Linked DNA regions of Homo sapiens: region 1 is linked to region 2. The links are chromatin loops, found by intact Hi-C in ENCODE. Cell type or tissue: IMR-90. All regions are shown on one strand. Each heading gives the region's core, and the rest is flanking DNA. Links, peaks and the distances in the headings are about the cores only. Region 1 overlaps BRINP2 (BMP/retinoic acid inducible neural specific 2). Region 2 holds the start of LOC105371625 (a long non-coding RNA gene).

Region 1 (2,916 bases), core at 267-2,766, 47 kb before region 2:
GCCATGAAATGCTGCTTTAGAAATTAATCTCTTTAGCTCCTAATTTCCTCATCCATAAAAAGAATCTAACAGTAGAACACAAAGCTTTTTATTGTCCTGTGGATCAAATGAGACAATGTATGAAAAGCAGTAAGAGCAATGTCTGACACCCAGTCATCGCTCAGTAAGTACTAGCCACAGGTACTAAGATGCCTCCCAGGCTTGGAGACTGGAAAGTTGCCGCAGGTTTTGCAGAAGTCAAGCTTAAAGATGTTTGTGGAAAGACAGGCAGGCACTGTATGTAAGTAGGTTAAAGAACAGTGTTGAGAGGCAAATTTGGGAAGGATAGTTTTGTGTTTGAAACAAATATCCAACAAATGAGAATAAGTAGATAAGTACTGTCTTTTAAAAAAGTGTACTTAACCATTTCCCCACTCTCCTTATCCCCTGGTGTGGTGACGGCTGTAACCCACTAACTGCTGGTAACTGCCCTTCAGAGAAATGCATCCCAGGTGCTGAATCTGTAGAGAGTGTGCATTATTCTCTGGCCCCTTCTCCACTACATTCTACATTTGCATCATAGCCACAGATTTTTTTTTTCTTCATCTTCTTCTTTTTTCAGCTGTTGTCCTTTAACTGTTATTTCCTTAATGAACAGGTAAGATTTGATTTTAACACAGTTATCACAGTAAGTGCTGAAAAGGAAGGTGTCTAGGAGTGACACTGACGTGTTTGGGTCCCAGCCTCAATAAGAATCCTTTGAAGGCACAAATAACACAATTGGAGTTTATCAAAACGCATTACATATTTGAACCCTGGCAAGCCACCTCAGGGTACTGTACTCCAGGGGTGTGTTGATGGTACCCAGAAATGTACGTGATCAGGCAAATGTACTTTTCTTCTTTTGTTTGCCTCTTGGGTCGTCTCTTGCCTTTATTCCCTGCACCTTTACAACTGTGCTGCATCACCAAGAGTGAGGCTTGTCATTCTGGAGTTTAAGAGGTAAAACACAGAAGTGGCAGGGCCCTGTGTGTGACCGCATGGGTTGTGTTCCGCTCAACAACACAGGGTGCCATTCACTTAGGCTACAGTGTGAATGGTGCCTCTTGGTGTTGTGCAAGGACAATCTGCATCACAGTATGTGGTGGCCCTGTAGGGGAAGCAAGGGGTTCTAAGTTAGGATATTTAAAAAAAAAAAAGAAAAAGAAAAAAAGATCTGAAACCATCTTTAATTGAAACTTCAGGGATCGACAAGCACAGAAAGCATATGGGTAATTTCTCCCTAGGCCCTCCACACCAGCTGAGATGTCAGGAGGGCAGCTGCAGCCTTTGGGCAGCTCATTAGGGCAGAGAGTGAGGATGGATGGAGTGAGACAGAAAGCCTCTTCCTGCTGAATCACCAGCACCAGTTCCAAGATCTGCCTGGGCCATCCTCACAGGCTGCTTGGCCAAGGACTGACTAAGCACAAGGCTGTAGAACTGGCAGAGAGTCAAGAATGGTGGGGCTGGGCAATAGCTAAAGGAGTGACATTTGTGAATGAGTGTGATGAATTGTTTCTGTTTGTTTAGACTAAACCCCAGCTCCGCCTCACGCAAGTGGAGCAACCAAGTGTGAGACACTGAGATCCTGGAAATGAAAGGATTGTCTGACCAGCTGTTCAAATTGGTGGCTGAAGCTCTCCGGTAAGAACAGCTAACACTCAGGTCTCACTCAGAGTCTTATAGATAACAAAAAAAAAGAAAAAAAATGGAGATAAAAGAGTATTCATAATACCTTGTTCTAATTTTTTAGTTAGAAAAAGAGCTTTTATGATTATAAAAATAATTCATCGCTTTATAGAAAATTTGGAAATACATAAAATCCTAACAAAGAAGGTAAAGAGCATCCATAATTTCAGCACCTGGCAACAATTATTAATATAAATTCATTTGCAATACTTTTCTTTCTTGAGAGCATAGCATTTTGCTGACATTTTCTAATTCATTCTGTGGTGTAGATGTGTGAGGGTTGTTGGAATAGAACAGTGCGTACTTTTATTATCATTACAGGAGAGAAGTCAAAATAGCAAATTCACTGACTTCTCCAAAGTCAGAGAAATTTGTGATGGCAATATCTTCTGTCCTCTGCTTCTGGTCTCTAAAAATAAAAACAGCCTAACAAGTTAATATTTATCTAGTGCTTTTCAGTCATATAATCTTTCCCTTGTGGTGCCATTCTGCTGTGTGCTTTCTATATTTACTCACCTAAGTTCCAGAGCAGAGACAGCCATGGTTCAAGAGAGTTTAACCAAGCAGTTGGAGGTGGAAAATCAGGAGCCAGGCCCTCTGATTCCTTCACTTGTCTAGAACCATGCTTCACTCAAAATCTTTCTGCTTGAGGCAACAAAATGAAAAGAGTACACTGCTCTTCATAAAGTTACAGTACATATTTGTATATAGGAATGGAGTGAGCAATGTACATGCACAACAATAAATACATAGAAATATATAGGAATGGATGAAATATAGACCTGTCCAGCCCTGTGTTCATTATGATAGCCACCAGCCACATGTGGCCATTGAGCATTTAATATATAGCTTGTGCAACTAATTAACTAAATTTTAAGTTTTTATTTTTTTAAGTTAAAAACATACTCAGTTCAGATGTTAGAAAAAGTTTAAGTATTCTTGGAGTAACTCATATAGGTGAATCTATTTTTTAACTATAAATTATTTGACATCTAAATAGAGAATCAAAACTTTCCGATGAAAAATTATTATCTAAACTGAGATGTGCAGTAAATGTGAAATACATACCAGATCTCAGACTCAGTGTGAAAAAAAAAACTCAGTCATAATTTTCTTATACTGATTACATGTTCAGATGACAATATTTTGGATTAGGTTAAATAAAATATTATTAAAATTAGGTGCATTTATTTCTTTTTATATTTTTAA
Region 2 (2,916 bases), core at 143-2,642:
TTCAAAGTTTAGAAAACTTGCATTCATCCTCATGAACTTGACATTTTCCTAATATTTAAAGACGTTGAAGAGATTGGTCATGATATTAAATAGTGAGATGTTTTAATATTATATAATGAAAAGTGTCAAAATGTGGAAGATCTGCATAACTTGGTGACCTGATATTTTCCAGATGACCAACACATGATGTTACAACATTATGCAGGATAAAAAGATCCATTCAAATTACAATATAGAACACTGGATTTAATGTAACAAAGCATGAAAAGTTCACTGATATGATTTCAGATTCCATATTGTAACTAACCTTTAAGAAACTACCATCTGTTTAGTTTAGTGTAGTACCAAAGATGAAAATCCACAATTATGAAAACAGATTGAATGTAGAAGCAAATATGAGAGTGCAGCTCTTTTCTGCTAAGCCTGATATTAAAGAGATTTGCAAACATGCAAAGCCATGCCACTCTCCTTGCTAAATTTGTTTTGTTTCAGAACATACAGTTGTCATGAAAATGTTATGTTATATGTAATGGGTTTATTAATGTTATCTCTAAATGAAATAACAAATGTTGATTTTCTCGGTTTTGATTTCTAAAATGGTAAATCTCAATAGCTCTAAGCCACATGTACAAATATGGGGATTCAATAATTTTTAACAGTATGAAGGGGATCAGAGATCAAAATATGAGGGCAGTGGTTCTAGAGCAAGCTTCCTGACTTCACAGGTGAGTAACTGAGGCCATGAGAGGGGATGTGACTCATTCACGGTAAGACAACTGTGATTAGATCACATCTTTGCAAACCACTGTTCCAATGTTTGTTTTTTCTACTACTCAACACTGTAAACCATGACTTCATGTGAATAAGCTAATCAACTACTGTCTGATGAGAAAGTTGGCTGGGAGAGGCTCTGATGTAGATCAGTGGAGACAGAGCTTTCTTACAGCATGTGAATGACAGGCCAGGTGAGAGGCCAAGGGGCCTCTTCCAGGCTCTGGGCACCTCCAGCTGAGGGGATGTGGGCTGAGAGGAGATGAGTGGCTGCAAGTGGAGGAAGAACATTACCTACTTCAGATTTTATGCCTCTTGCTCTGAAACGAGGTCAGCTTTTCCTTATCCCTTGGCTTTTCCCCCAGGGAGTTTGCCCGTTGGAAGGTGAACAACTTGGCTCTGGAAAGGAAGGACTTCTTCAGTTTGCCATTGCCTCTTGCCCCAGAGTTTATCCGGAACATTCGCCTCCTTGGAAGGAGACCCAATCTGCAACAGGTTACAGAAAATCTGATTAAAAAGTACGGCACTCATTTCTTACTTTCTGCCACCCTTGGAGGTAAGCAACATCACAATCCCAAGCTAATTGGTTGCCAGACCATTGGAAATAACGTTAAGACTCGTGTAGCGTAGCTCCAACAGTCTTATCTTCTTCCGGGCCTTTTATTGCCTGAGAAGTCTTTCTGGTGCATTTGAAAACAGTGCAGTCTCTTGACATCTCAATTTACCCCAGAACATCTCTATTTAATTATTCCCTGAGGAGGGGAAGTTGGGTATGGCGGTTGGAGGTGGACAGGCTCCTAACAAGCACTTGCCAGCAGGGGGCACTCCCAGTTTTCGCTCCGCTGAGTCACCCAACCCCTGAGGCTTCGCCACTTTCTAATGTTTGCTGTGGCTACAATGGTCAGACCCACAGGCAAAAAAGTCGAAGTCCCTGGAGTCCCTGACCCCTCTTCCTCTCTATAACGATTGGAAACTGTCCAAACCAACTCCAGTAGTTCTGGGCTGATGAATCATCCTCTTGTGGGGCGGAGAGTGGGGGTAGGGTGGAGCAATGTGGGCTAGGACCCAGGGCAGGATCAAAATCTCTGAAGATGCAGAGCTCCCTCTGCCCTGGGAAGAAGGAAGCAGGATTTATTATAACATTTAGCTCACTGTCCAATCGACTAAAACAAGCTCTCCCAGGGCTCGGGCCAGCTGTCGGCACGCGGCAGGTGTTGAGTGTTTGATGGGGAGGAGGGAGATGCCCCTTCAAGGCTTTTGCCCTTCCTGAGGGAGCAGAAAAAGCCACGAAGACTCCTCGTAAACAACTTGAGAGAGAGAATTGTGTCTCCCCTATGAAGATGGATTGCTTGAGACAGAGTTCAATAGAAGATGTTAAACAGATAAGCTGAGGGCAGGGGGACTGAGCTTTGGAAGAGGGCCTTTCAGGCAGCGAGGCCGCTGGCCTGTGGCTCCCTCTGATGAGCTTCTTCTAAAGATGGTAAGGGCTGGGGGAAGAGCTTGGCAGCAGGGGCTGCACTCTCTCTCAGCTGTGTCTATCTTGGCCAAGGGTTTTATGTTCCTATTGGTAGGGGATTCGAGAGCAGAGAGCGTCACCAATACACTCGTGTTGTTCACCATAGGAGAAGAGTCCCTGACCATTTTTGTGGACAAGCAGAAACTGGGAAGAAAGACAGAGACAACAGGAGGTGCCTCTATAATCGGGGGCAGTGGGAACAGCACAGCTGTGTCCCTGGAGACCCTGCACCAGCTGGCCGCCTCCTACTTCATCGACAGAGAGAGCACGCTGCGACGGCTGCACCATATCCAGATAGCCACGGGGGCCATCAAGGTAATGACCTGAGAGGTACAGGGAAGGGGATGGGGGAAGCACTGAGGAACCAGGGGGAGGCCAGAGCCTCAACCATCTCTAGGTCAGCTGGGCCGACTGATGGAAGAGGAAAAGAAGCTTTCTGATGAAGACACAGCCAGCCTTCAGACACGATGGGGTCATTCATTCCACTGCAGACACTCACAGAGCACCCACTCTGAGGCAGGCTACAGCAGAGGCACGTCTGTGAATGGCAGTCAAGGTCCCCATGCTCACAGAGGTTGCACTCTGGTGGAGGATGGAAAAACAACAAAGTTATTTCTAATGATAAATAA

Evidence for each region. A loop is a pair of places that touch in the nucleus more often than their neighbours do. Peaks named below come from ENCODE experiments on the same cell type or tissue, not always from the same donor. Only the 100,000 strongest peaks of a DNase experiment are listed, where the experiment ranks them.
Region 1: a loop joins it to region 2, with 2.4 times the contacts of the local background. A loop is called at or near these places in 3 of 110 quality-filtered maps.

What each region holds. Positions count from the first base shown.
Region 1 is chr1:177,208,049-177,210,964 of GRCh38, forward strand. The region is part of intron 1 of BRINP2 (BMP/retinoic acid inducible neural specific 2); the gene reads left to right. Among named protein-coding and RNA genes, the nearest start is that of BRINP2, 39 kb to the left of the region's middle. In IMR-90, for the core only: no CTCF peak of the experiment used is centred there; a DNase peak (open chromatin) is centred at 1,463; H3K27ac peaks cover 462 bases.
Region 2 is chr1:177,254,783-177,257,698 of GRCh38, forward strand. BRINP2 (BMP/retinoic acid inducible neural specific 2) reads left to right here. Exons shown (of 8, transcript NM_021165.4): 3 at 1,137-1,327; 4 at 2,394-2,602. LOC105371625 (a long non-coding RNA gene) reads right to left here and starts at 1,257. Exons shown (of 3, transcript XR_922299.4): 1 at 1,070-1,257. RefSeq lists an enhancer at 698-1,897. In IMR-90, for the core only: a CTCF peak has its summit at 1,606 (motif pointing right); DNase peaks (open chromatin) are centred at 819 and 1,739.